2 separate regions of the Homo sapiens genome follow, and region 1 is linked to region 2. Evidence: read pairs that join two places in POLR2A ChIA-PET (ENCODE). Cell type or tissue: GM12878. All regions are shown on one strand. Each heading gives the region's core, and the rest is flanking DNA. Links, peaks and the distances in the headings are about the cores only. Region 1 overlaps MAP4 (microtubule associated protein 4). Region 2 overlaps MAP4 (microtubule associated protein 4).

Region 1 (6,745 bases), core at 1,528-4,027, 70 kb before region 2:
AAGAGCTGTGGGGGGATGGGAGATGGGGAAGAAAAGAAAGGGCCAGGAAGAAAGACACAAAAGGCTGTCACAAAGACCGCAAAATTTAGCTGTTTATTAGGTTGCAAGTCTCTCCTTCTCTCCCTGCTTTCTCTTTCTTCTTTTTCTCCCCACAAATCCTCTCAAAACACATACAAAAAGAGAAAACTAGAAGCAAGATTGGGTCAAACATGAAGAACACAGAAAGAATATTAAATAGCTAGCTTTAAAGGGCTCTTTTTCAGTTTGAACAAAAGTAAAACGTTCTCCAAAGCAAAAACAGAAAACAGAGCTTCCACCCAGATTGTGCAACTTAATGAGAGGAGGTTAGTGCTGATAAACCCATTGTGAATCTATATAAAGTGACAGATTTTCAAGCAAGGAAATCAATCAGTTGGGATTGAAGGATTTAGAGCTCAGGAATCATCTGGTTCAAACCAACAGGGAGCTGAGGGCTGGGTGGATGGGGGATGGGTTGGACAGGGTGACATGAGGTCAAGAAAGGGGGTCTAGTTTTTATACCCACCATTCTCTGACCCCATTCCACCCCAAACTTGCACACTCAATTCACATTATCTGTCATGCTAGCAAGACATTCAGCTTGACCCTGCAAGATTCACTTTGTTCTCTTCCTTGCCTCACTCCCAGCAAGCTTCCAACACAAGGGAATTAAGCTTTCCCCAGGCAGTCACAGAACCCAGCTGTAAAAAGCTGCTTAGTGCTCTGCCGGTAATCTGTCACTTTGGTTCCTTCCTTGCTGTCTGCTTGTTCCCAATGGAGGCAAAATTTAGAAACATACCATCACGTGGGGGCTTTTCAAACAGGAACGATGGAGTGCTCTGGGTTGCAGTGACCTCAATTTCTTTCTTCCCTGCCAGAGCCGTCTGTCCTGGCTGTTTCTCTCCTCGCTGGCAAACCTGCGAGCATGAATCAATTCTAGTTTCACTAAAATCTTCCTGCCCTTTTTCCTTGCTGCTTCCTTCAGGAATCTGCTCCAGCTTACTATGGAGATATAATCCAGCAGTGCCGAGTTCCTTCTTCCCAGAGTTGCTGCTGCTGTTGCTGAAGTGAGCCAATTCTTCTCTCTTCTTGGCCACTGGTTCCTCACAGATGAAAGGAGGTATCTCTTTAGTAGACAAGATGGGCAGTTTCCCAGGGCTCAATTTGTAGCTAGCTGTCTGTTCCTCACCCACAGTCATGGAGCGCTTCATAGCAGGAGCTCCCAGTTTCCCAGGTGTAGGACTAGGCATTGGGCTACTAGGGGGAGGCAGCAGGCCAGAAGAAGGCTCTTCTCGGGCAGGGAGTTCAGGGTACTTATCTGCAAGGTTGACAGCTGGGGGAACTGAGAGGTGAGAACATTCAGACAGGGCCCTGCGCACTGCCTTTTTCTGCTGGGGGGCTTGGTTGAGCACAGCCTCCTCGGTAGAACTCAATTTCTCCAACTCCTTATCATGGTCTCTGATGTGACAGCTTGCATTCAAATGTTCCTGGGTGAACACCATAGTGATTGGCGGAATGGTGGTGGGTGAATGCTCAATAATGGGGGCTGGGTGGGCTAGAGACACCAGGAGTGGGGACTCACACTTCAGCTGCTCAGAGTTATCATTTACCACCCCAATCACTGGGCAGCCAGGGGTGATGCTATTCTCCATCTCTCCCGGAGTTGCTTCCCTTGAGCCCAGAGAGCCTTGAGCCACTGGATGAAAGCTGGGGTTCCAAACACTGGTTTCCTGCTCCTTAACATATCTGGTAGGGATGTCAGCAGCCCCAGGGAAATCCAGATCTGACTGGCTCTTGGTCTCTAGTCCATTCTTCCCTGCCACCTTCCCCTGAACTGGAATGGTTTTGTTTTTGTCTGGCCCCTCTATGAGTCCCAGATGGAACTCGGAGGTCTTCTGGTGTACCGAGTTCCCCTCCAAGGGATGGCAGGTCTCTGAAATCACATACCTGCTCTCAAGGTGACCTGAGGCTTCTTGACAGTCCTTGTCCTGCATTTCAATGCTCAGCTCTTTGTCTAGCTTCCCCTCAAAAAAGCAGAGCTTGTTCTGCTCCAGGAAGCTGGCATTCTTCACAAGCCCATCTTTTGGTTGCCCGTCCATGCTGACATTCAGCCCAATTTCATTCAGTTTGCCCTCTGTCCTCTGCCATTCGAATCCGGCTTGACTGATTTCTTTTGGGGAGTCCATTCGGCACTCTGCAGGCTTGCCCTTACTGAGCTGACCGTACGCGGCAGTGAGAGAGGCTGTCTGCTTGTCTGAGAGCGACATCGTCTCTCCTCCACTGCTCTCCCTGCTTTCGCTCCTGGAGCTCTAATACCACCTACGATCACACAGAGCTTGCAGTGACATCACACCAATTCCCCAGTATTCATGACAAAATTCATCTCTCCCTCAATGCCCCTCTCTCCTCAAGCAGTTGAGTATTAAATGCACTTACAAATGTGAAAGAAAGAAAGAAAGGAAGAATGAATGAAAGCGAAAGAAAGGAAGGAACCTGCTGCTTTCTGCACAACAAAATGCTACTTTAATCTGAGAATGTAATTTCCCGTGAACTAGCACTCTGTTTAGATCTGCAATTTAAAACACAGTATGGTGCCAATCCAAGCACTAAGGATAGTAATTATTTTGGCTTTCACTGATATAGATACGTGCATACCCACACACTCATTTATCTGATACCATGCCCACCCTTCCACATTCAACCACTCAGAAAACTGTTTTAAAAATAACCGAGACTCATTTGCCAATCCCCAGCTATAACCCTGAAGAACAATGAATCCAGGAAATTGTTCAAAATTGGACTAAAAAAAAAAAAAAAAAACCACACCTTAACGTAGTATTAAGATTGCAGGCATTCATTCTCAGAGGAAGAGTGGGTTTGCTGTCATAGCAACTTATCAAACTAACTTGAAAACTGACTTGAGTGGGGTCCCCAAAACCCGTAAGAGCTCCATCTGTAGCTCTGCATAATGGAAGAGTTTAATAAAGGGTTCATTTAAAGACTTCAGTGATCAGGGCTTTGGGGATAGATATTCTAATTATAAGACATTTGTGTGACAACATACCCCTTATGCATTTACGCCTGTCCCTGCCCCCACTTGGTTCCTTGGATGAGCTGGGTTGCTCCCTCCACTACCAAGCCCTGCTCTTTCCAGCCTAATAATCTGTTAGGTGTCATGTGAACACACTGGGGGCAGTGCATCTTTCTCTGACCTCCAGACTTAGGGACTCTAACAATTGTAGCTTGGAGTTTTCCCCACTCACCAGAGCTTACTGCCCCCATTTAACTCAGCATGGTCCTTTGCTGCCCTGGGCTTTGAGCTCAAATATTGTATATTCAAACTGAAGGAACCATAAAACAAAACTGTGAGAAAAAAATTACACTATAAGGACAGGCTATACTCTTACTTTGAACAAAGCTGATTTTTCTTGTCTAGCTGTAAGTTACTGTCTTGCAATAACATAGCATACTGGAAATATTCTATCAGAAATCCAAGAGAAGTCTTTTTCCAAGATGAAGAAAAGATTTAGATTGCTTTTTTTTTTTTTTTAAAAAAAGGCCATTTGCCATAAACTGCAATGATTTGATGACAGTTTTTAAACAATGCCTTTAGAAAAAAGGGCAAGTTAAGATTGTTCTTTGGTCTATAAAATGTAAAGAAATTACCAAGGTCCGCATAGGAAAGCTTGCTAAACTGTAGCCTCTGTCCCCAAGAACTCACCTTCTCTATTCATACCACTCAAGTTCCCAACAAGAGTACAGGGATCAACCTTATATACCTTTTCCATTACCTTCAGTACCTGACACAGGGCTACACTCATGATGATGAGTGGCAATGTTGCAATGCTGAAAAAAAAAAACTGAACATGAACTGAGCCTCATATACATTTCTTCCCCTTGATCTTGAGCTGTTTAGTAACAATACATGACAAAGCACAATACAGATTAACTGGCAAGGAACCTGGTTTCCATACTCTATGGCAAAGATCTTGCTAAGGAAAAGGAAGTGAGGTATAACAAAATGAAGAATGCCAGGAGAATCATGATTCTAATTAGTAACAAGAAAAAATATGATTGGCCGGGTGTGGTGGCTCACGCCTGTAATCCCAGCACTTTGGGAGCCCAAGGCAGGTGGATCACGAGGTCAGGAGATCGAGACCATCCTGGCTAACATGGTGAAACCCTGTCTCTACTAAAAAATACAAAAAATTAGCTGGGCATGGTGGTGGGTGCCTGTAGTCCCAGCTACTCAGGAGGCTGAGGCAGGAGAATGGCGTGAACCCACGAGGCGGAGCTTGCAGTGAGCTGAGATCACGCCACTGCACTCCAGCCTGGGCGACAGGGCAAGACTCCGTCTCAAAAAATAAAAAAAAAAGAAAAAATATGAGGCGAGATTGGGTACAGAAAGGCCTTGGTAATACAACATAGTTGAATTCTTGCTTTCTTTTTTTATACATATAATTGAATAATATAATTAAGTATGTACAATATGTGAGGAAAATTATGAAAGTCTGGAGATGGCTGGGTGCCATGGCTCACACCTGTAATCCCAGCACTTTGGGAGGCTGAGGTGGGCAGATTGCTTGAGCCCAGGAGTTTGAGACCAGCCTGGGCAACATGGCAAAACCCTGTCTCTACAAAGAGTACAAAAATTTAGGTGGGCATGGTGATCACAATTGTGGTCCCAGCTACTCAGAAGGCTGAGGTGGGAGAATTGCCTGAGCCCAGTAAGTCAAGGCTGCAGTGGGCCGTGATCACATCACTGCACTCCAGCCTGGGTGAGAGGAAACCCTGTCCAAAAAAAAAAAAAAGGGGGTGAGGAAGATATTGTTGTAATACAGTCTGAATATACCAGAGGAAAACTCTGGAAAATACCTTAGAAATCAGGTAAGCCTCAACAACCCCATTCTGTGTAAACTAGTCACCCCCCACAAACGACACACACATATACACCCTTAATTTACTGACATGGTGGGGAAAAAATTAATTTGACTTTGAGTCAGAAGGCCAGATTTTAAAATCTGTGTCACTTAATAGTTAAGAGTCTTAGAAACTCATTTAACTGCTCTTAGCTTCAGTTTCTTCCTCTATAAAAGGAGGGGAATCTTTAAGGTGCTCTTGGATTCAGTTTTACCACTTTCACTTCTGAAGTTGAAACAGCCATTCAAGTAATCACAGGCCCACTGCTATGTCCAGCTCAAAGTATGACTTCAACCTGGGACTCCACTAGGCAGTATCTTCAGTAACCTTTCTGTCTCATGCGGGAGTGCTGCCTATTGGCAGAGGCATGACTGGGCATGGCGGACGTTGCAGCATGTCTGAAGAAAGTGGTAGTTGGCCCTTATATTCTGAAGAAGTGGAAAATACCAAGGCAAAGAACAAGCATAGAAACTTGTTCCTTATAGCCAAATTATTTTTAGTTCTGGCCAGCCTACCCAGACCCACTTCACTAGTTCATCCCTACCCAACAGCTAAGGCAATAACTAAAATTACAGGTCTCTGCTACCTTCAGATATCACATATTCTGCCTCAGTAATTCTATCCATAAACAGCAGACTGCAAAATGTGAACCAGCCAAAAGACCAAGAGCAGAAACCAGAAGAATGAAGCTAGTCAGGCACAAAGAAGTGCATATTCCAGACTACAGTTCATACTGTGTAGATCAGAAATGTGGTCAAACTGAAAAAATATAATTATGAGGTCAACATCTAGCAACTGGGCCAAGCACTGGCTTCATAGTTACAAGGCTCAGGAGACAGAGAGTTGAAAGAAGCAATCTGGGGTGGGGGGGCGGTCAGAACAAGAAGTTCAAGCCCATAGAAGGGGCGAGTACCCAAGACATCATGTCAGCCAGGTGCTCAGGCATACAGATAAGTTTGGTGGTCACCCAGGGGTCTGAGTACAACAAAACACATAGCCGTGAGGATTGAGGGAATATATATAAAAAGCATTTGACAAAGTAGTTAAAACACACAAATACATAATGTATCTACTGATGCTAGCTTTAAAAAAACAACCAAGAAGGCCGGGCGCGGTGGCTCACGCCTGTAATCCCAGCTCTTTGGGAGGCCGAGGCGGGAGGATCACCTGAGGTTGGGAGTTCGAGACCAGCCTGAACAACATGGAGAAACCCCGTGTCTACTAAAAATACAAAATTAGCCGGGCGTGGTGGCACATGCCTGTAATCCCAGCTACTCGGGAGGCTGAGGCAGGAGAATCGCTTGAACCCGGGAGGCAGAGGTTGCAGTGAGTGGAGATCATGCCATTGCACTCCAGCCTGGGCAACAAGAGCGAAACTCCATCTCCAAACAAACAAACAAAAAAACAACCAAGAAACTGTACATATATATATATGAAGTAGGTTTTCCTACTCCCTATAGGGAATCTGATGTGTAGTAATAATAACAACAACAACAACAAAAGTGAGAAAGCCTAAGTCCCTGGACTGGAGAACTGCTGCACTCTGGTAAAGACAGACAAAAACAAAACAAAACAACCACTACTACTCACAAGAAACAACATATAAATCGTAATTGCAATCACTAACAGATAAGAGAAAAAGAAAAGCTAAATTTCAAAATCTGGGGCACTGCCTAAGGAAAGTAAATAACCTATTCCCTGAATCCCTTTTAGGACAAGGGTCCATTATATCCATCAACAGTACTGCAAAGACACTAAAGTATGTGTGACAGTACAGAGTCAGAATGCTGAGGCTTCCCTAACAGAC
Region 2 (6,745 bases), core at 2,541-5,040:
CTGTAATCCCAGCACTTTGGGAGGCCGAGGTGGGCAGATCACAAGGTCAGGAGATCGAGACCATCCTGGCTAACACGGTGAAACCCCGTCTCTACTAAAAATACAAAAAGAAATTAGCCGGACGTGGTGGCGGGAGCCTGTAGTCCCAGCTACTCAGGAGGCTGAGGCAGGAGCATGGCGTGAACCCGGGAGGTGGAGCATGCAGTGAGCCAAGATCGCGCCGCTGCACTCCACCCTGGGCGACAGAGCGAGACTCCATCTCAAAAAAAAAAAAAAAAATGTATATACATGAAGAACATTTTGCTATATCATGAAATAAATGTAGCGCTGTAAGATAAAGGAAGATGAATATAAATGGAGTTTTGGCCATTTTTATTTTTTTTTGAGATGAAGTCTTGTTCTGTTGCCCAGGCTGGAGTGCAGTGGTGCAATCTTGGTTCAATGAAACCTCTGCCTCCTGGGTTCAAGCAATTCTCCTGCCTCAGCCTCCCAAGTAACTGGGATTACAGGCACTCACCACCATGCCCAGCTAACTTTTTGTATTTTTAGTAGAGACAGGGTTTCATCATGTTGGCCGGGCTGGTCTTGAACTTGGGATCTCAAGTGATCCGCCTGCCTCGCCTCCCAAAGTGCTGGGATTACAGGTGTGAGCCACCATGCCCGGGCAGAGTTATGCCCATTTTGCCCCTCCACATGCTGCAGCCATCTTTAACCTGTTTAACTTAATGATTATAGTTTTGTTTTTCTTTTTTCATCTTATTCAGTATATTTCAGGCTATTCAGCAGATGCTTGTGATTCTGGAGGTTCAAATCACTGGTAAAAGTTTATTCTGTTTCCTCAGTTTTTCAGGAGCTTTTCTCCATTAAATGATCTGCTGCCTAAAGTACCCTCTGTCTTCCTCATCAACAGGCGCTAAATTCAAAAAGTACCTTACTGAAACTTTTTTGTTCATAACTTTCATTGTTGGAGTTAGGTCATATCCTGCTAACAACAGTCTTATTGATCAGTTGTAACCCCATATGTTGTGTTTTTATTCTTACTTATAAGAGGTAAATTTTTGTAACAGTCACATCCTTTAAATGATACTTCATTATATTCAAATTCTATATGTAGACAATCTTCAATGCCCACTTCCATCAGGATAGCTGGCAAGTTGGTGAACAGTAAGATCACATTCTTTTTACCAAGTCTGTCAGTCTTCTTACTACTAACACTTCAATACATCAAGAGGACATTAGCACCAATGTAAGATTCTCATGACTTTTCAACATGTATAAATTCCAAATGACAACTTCTGAGTCAGCTCTCCAGGTAAGGCTAGTTCTTTCACTAGGTTTACAAACTCTTGAATATTACTCTTATCATAGAAAAGTTCAATTTGACGTACAAATTCAATTCTAATGTTGTGGTGCTCTAGCTCTTTCTAGACTCTTTCACCTTTCCTGAAACAGATTCTCCATCATAGAGGAGATGGTGTTTTTCTACTTCGCCATTTTCAGTTTTCACTTCTGCCATTTTCTTTGTTTCCTTATCATTAAGGACAATATCAATCTCACAAATCAGACCAAAAAAGCCTCCAAAAAACCTCACTGTCAGTGATACTGCCACATCCCCCAATACTTCACTCCTCTTCCCTCAGAACTCCAAGCCCCTGGCTCCCATCACATGACCTTGGCCCTCTGAAGCTGGAACTTCTATTTGAGGACTGATAAACAGCCAGCAGGCCAAGCACAGTGGCTCACACCTATAATCCCAGGACATTGGGAGGCTGAGGCCGGAGGATTGCTTGAGCTCAGGAGTTTGAGACTAGCCTGGGCAACACAGCAAAACCCTGATTCTATTAAAACAAACAAACAAACAAAAATATAGCCAGCAATGGATACAATGACTATGGGGCTGAGCATGTCCTCATTCCTCATTTTAGAACAAGGGTGAGAGTTTCACCCTCTGACATAGCTGTATCTTGTTAGGTAGAAACATAAGAGTTTCATTGTTATATGGGAGCTCAAATGTGTGTAAAGTGCATATGGAAGCTAAGTAGCCAAAATAATAGGCTATGCAAGTAATCAATATATTGCCTCTCAATTCCAAATCTACCTTTCATTGCCCTGCCTGTAATAATGTAAACATTTCTTCCTAGAGAGCGGGCATGATGACACTAAGCTTAGTAGAGGGCATGGAAGGAAAGGGTTTCTCTTCCTGGTTCTAGTGTGCTTTTGCATCTTCTTACTTCCATGGTGCTCTGCTGGTGTGCAGAACACCCCATGGTGCTCATCCCAACAAGCTTTAGTGGGCATTCTCATGGACATCTTCCCAGGCAAGTTCCACCAGTGCCTCAAACAGGCTTGCTGGTGATGCCGCAGCACCCCCAAGTACAGCTTCCTGCTTAACTACCTTTGAGGTAGAAGACCAGCAGGACTTAATTTCCTGTCGCACCCTGCTGATTGGAACAAGATCTGGCTGAAACCAGCAGATGCTGACAAAAGTAACCTCGAGTTGCCCTCAGGGTTTATTAGCATAAAGACACTCCTACCAGTGCCATGGCAGTTTACAAATGCCATGGCAACAGCCTAGAAGTTACCTTATCTGATTCCCAGAAACTTCCAGCCCCTTTTCCAGAAAGTTCTAAATAACCTGCCTCTTAATTAGCATGTAATTAATAACAGATATAAACAGCTAGCTAGCAGCTCACAGACACCGATTCTGGGCACACTGCCTATGGGTTAGCCCTGCTCAGCAAGAAGCAGCACTGGTTCAATAAAAGTTTCTTTCTCTCACTACTGGCTCACCCTTAAATTCTTTCCTGGCAAAGCCAAGAACCCTCCTGGGTTAAGCCCCAGTCTGGGGGCTTGTTTGCCCCACATCACCCTGACCTGCAGCAACTCAGCAAACATCTTTACTACCAAATGGAGACTTCCTCCAAGATATGCAATCAGCTTTGGGGGCAGGGTGGGGGAGGGGCGCATACTTTTCCAAATTTGTTATTTCTTTGTGTACTCTGCCCCAGCCCTAAGGGTAGTGACTATTCCCTATATCTGTCATTCCTGTATTCTTTAGAGTTCTCTTTACCCCTATAGTAAATTCTCTGTTCAATTTATGGTGTAGCTTCTGTCTCCTGAATAGACTCTGATCCAAATATTGGCCATTAAAAACAGCATAAATCTACATAATAGGAAAGAGTGGAAGAAAAAATGAAAGATGTTTAACCCAAAGAAAATAAATCAGAAGGCAAATGTTAATCTCTAAATGTCTAAAAAGCTATCACCTACCGCAGAACATACTGTATCTCTGTTGCTCAGCACTAACAGCAGCAGCAGAAACAGCAGAATGCCTGTTCGTTTTACACAGAAAAACTGAAGACCAGAAATATTAATTTGTTAAATAGAAAGCAAAATCCTTCAATGAAGACCTCTAAGGAGTCTAATGTTAATACTTAAGTTTACAGTTGACATAGTTTTGCATCTTCTCATTTCATTTTAAATTGCTGAAAACCCACTGGAGGGCCAGGCTTGCCAGTTTTTTGCAGTGAGAGTCCTAAGTTAATTTTTTCACAAGAAACAAAACAAAAAAACTCTTCTTTCAGTCTGCCTGGAGCTCACTTTTGAAGTTTCACCTCCAGTTTTGTCCTCTAGAAACAGAGCATTTCTGCTTCACAATGGACCAATATGCTCCAGTTACATCCGATTAAAATACTGTTACACAACCAATTAAGTAGGAAAAGGGGCTGATGGTCAAACAGAATGATTTAACAAAAGTATATAATGGGTTGAACTGTAAGAACTTTCTATGTGGACATTAATCATCATTCTAATATCATCTTACATTTAAATATTAACCCCTTCAACGAGGTTTCAAAGCACTGAAAATAATTTCTGTCACTTCAGGCAAACAACTATTTTTATAGAGCTCTCCTTTTACACAGCAGGAATCTTAGCCTCAAAGAGGGCAAACAACTTGCCTAAGAAATCAAAGCTAGTAGGTGCTCTATCCACAGCTTCCTCAAAATTTAAACAAATTCATGACAGATAACATATTTCCAGAAAGATGCGTACCAATAACCTGGCAAGAATTATTACGATTGTATCTGGTCTTGTTTTTAAGTTTCTTTTCCCATGTGAGGCCAGAAACAAATAGATATTAAAGATTATTCATTCAATAGCTACAGAGGATCTACTATCCACCAGACAGTGTTCTAGGTGCTGGGCCACAGCAGTGACCAAAACAAAAGCCCTGTCCCTCTCATAAAATTTGTTTCTATAATATCTTCTTCTGGTGGGGAAAGGCAGATGAGATAAGTAAACTATACAAATTATTAGAAAGTGACATGACAAAAGCCACGAAGAAAATTCAAGTAGAACAGTGGGACGAAAAAATAGAAGGGGTGCAATTTTTAAAAAGATAGTCGAGAAGTACTCATTGAGAAAGTGAAGAGTCAATCATGAATATATCAAAGGGAAGAACATTCCAGGCAGAGAAAACTGCTAGTGCTCAGAGCTCAAGGCAGATGCCCACCTGGCTTGTTCAAGGAACAGTAGCAAGAACACCATGAAGCAAAGTAAGTAAAGGGGTAACTAAGAAAAGATCTGGTCAGAAAGATGACAACGACATCATAGGGCCTTGTGGTATTTCATAAGGACTTTGGCTTTTACTTTGAGATGGGCAACCACTGGAGGGTTCTGTGCAAAAGAACAGCATGATCAATGTACAGGACCACTGTAGATGTTTTTAAGAATATGCTGCAGGGAGCAAGCAAATGGAAGCAGAGAGACTAATTTGGGAAGTTATTACAGTAGCCAAGGTTAATGATGGTGGTCCAATCAGGGAGAGAGCAGTGGAGGTGGTGAGATGTGGTCAGGTTCCAAATATCTTTTTCTGACAAACTGGGTGTGGGGTGTGAGAGGAGCAGAAGAGGATAGGGAAACCAAATGTTTAGCCTTAACAACCAGGACAGAATTTCCATTTAAGGAGATGGGGAGGCAGGTGGTTTTTTTCTTCTTTTTCTTCTCTGTTTTGATTTTGGGGTGGGGCAATCATGAATTCAGTTTAGAACATTTCAAATTTGAGATATCAATTCTACATCCAAATGGAGATTTCAAGCTCGAATTTCAAATTTCCTTAGTTCTCACTCAACCCCCTCATGGAATTTAACCAATATTGTATCTGTTCTTACAAAATGTTCCCCATAACTGCTTAGCATTTAAGCAATGTTGACATATTTGTGTATTTCTCTCTGCAACTGGACAAACCAGAACAAACGTACAAAATACCTAACATATAAAGCATCCCTTTAATTCTGAAGAGATCTGTGATATGATGGTTAATTTGAAATTTTTTTCCCTTTAAATATGAGCTGCATTTGTTTATTTCTACGATTTTAACGATTTTTAAGTGTACAGTTCAGTGGTATTAAGTACATTCACACTGTTGTGCAATCATCACCACCATCCATCTCCAGAACTTTTTCATCTTGCAAATCAGAAACTTTGTACCCATTAAGCAACACCAAACACATCCATTCCCCGCCTCTCCCAGCCCCTGGGAACCACCATTCTACTTTGTTTCTGTAAATTTGACTACTTAAGGTAATTTATATAAATGGAGTATATTTATATTTGTTTCTGTAAATTTGACTACTTTAGGTACCGCATATAAATTTGTATTTTTGTGACTGGCTTTTTTCACTTAGCATAGTGTCTTCAAGGTTTATTCATGTTGTACCATATCAGAATTTCCTTCCTTTTTAAGGCTAAATAACGTTCCATTATATGAATGTACCACATTTTTGTTTATTCATTCCATGTGTTGATGGGACATCTGGGTTGCTTCCATCTTTTGGCCACTGTGAATAATGCTGCTACAAACATGAGTGTACAAATATCTGTTCAAGTCCCTGATTCCAATTCCTTTGGGCATATATCCAGAAGTTGGGTTGCTGGATCTTACAATAATTCTGTTTTTAATTTTTTGAGGAGCCACCATACTATTTTCCATAGCACTTTCATTTTACATTCCTATCAGCAGTACACAAGGGTTCTAATTTTTCCACATCCTCGTAAACACTTGTTAATTTCTGTTCTTGTTTTCATACTAGCCATCCTAATGAGTATGAAGTGATATTTCATTGTGGTTTTGATTTGCATTTCTCTAATGATTAATGATGCTGAGCATCTTTTCATGTATTTCTTGGCAATTTTTGTATCTTTTATGAAGAAATGTTTCTTCAAGTCCTTTGCCCATATTTTTAATTTTTTTTTGTTGAGCTCTAGAAGTTATTTACATATTCTGGATATTAACTCCTGAGAAGATATAAGATTTGCAAATATTTTGCCTCCATGGGTTGCCTTTTCACTCTACAGAGATAGACAAAAATTTTCAATTTTCATATAGCCTAATTTATCTGTTTTTTCTTTTGTCGTCTGTGTTTTTGGTGTATATCCAAGAAAACACTGCCAAATCCAATGTCATGAAGATTTCCCTCTATGTTTTCTTCTAAGAAATGTATAGCCTTGGTGCTTTGTTTAGGTCTTTGATCCATTTTAAGTTAATTTTTGAATATAAGATAATGGTCCCAACTTAAAAAAAAGAGAGGGAGAGACAGGATTTCTCTCTGTCTCCCAGGGTGAATGCAGCGGTGTACTTTACCATAGCTCACTGCAGCCTTGAACTCCTCAGCTCAAAGGATCCTCCTGCCTCAGTTTCCTGAGTAGCTGGGACTACAGGCCCACACTACCTTTTTTTTTTTTT

The links. Peaks named below come from ENCODE experiments on the same cell type or tissue, not always from the same donor. Only the 100,000 strongest peaks of a DNase experiment are listed, where the experiment ranks them.
Region 1: POLR2A ChIA-PET joins it to region 2 with 11 read pairs; 3 of 35 experiments call an interaction of 5 or more read pairs at or near these places.

The regions. Positions count from the first base shown.
Region 1 is chr3:47,890,207-47,896,951 of GRCh38, forward strand. All of the region lies in intron 10 of MAP4 (microtubule associated protein 4), which reads right to left. Among named protein-coding and RNA genes, the nearest start is that of MIR1226, 44 kb to the left of the region's middle. In GM12878, for the core only: no CTCF peak of the experiment used is centred there; no DNase peak of the experiment used is centred there.
Region 2 is chr3:47,959,497-47,966,241 of GRCh38, forward strand. All of the region lies in intron 3 of MAP4 (microtubule associated protein 4), which reads right to left. It also overlaps the pseudogene VPS26BP1. Among named protein-coding and RNA genes, the nearest start is that of MAP4, 54 kb to the right of the region's middle. RefSeq lists a silencer at 2,449-2,558. In GM12878, for the core only: no CTCF peak of the experiment used is centred there; no DNase peak of the experiment used is centred there; H3K27ac peaks cover 151 bases.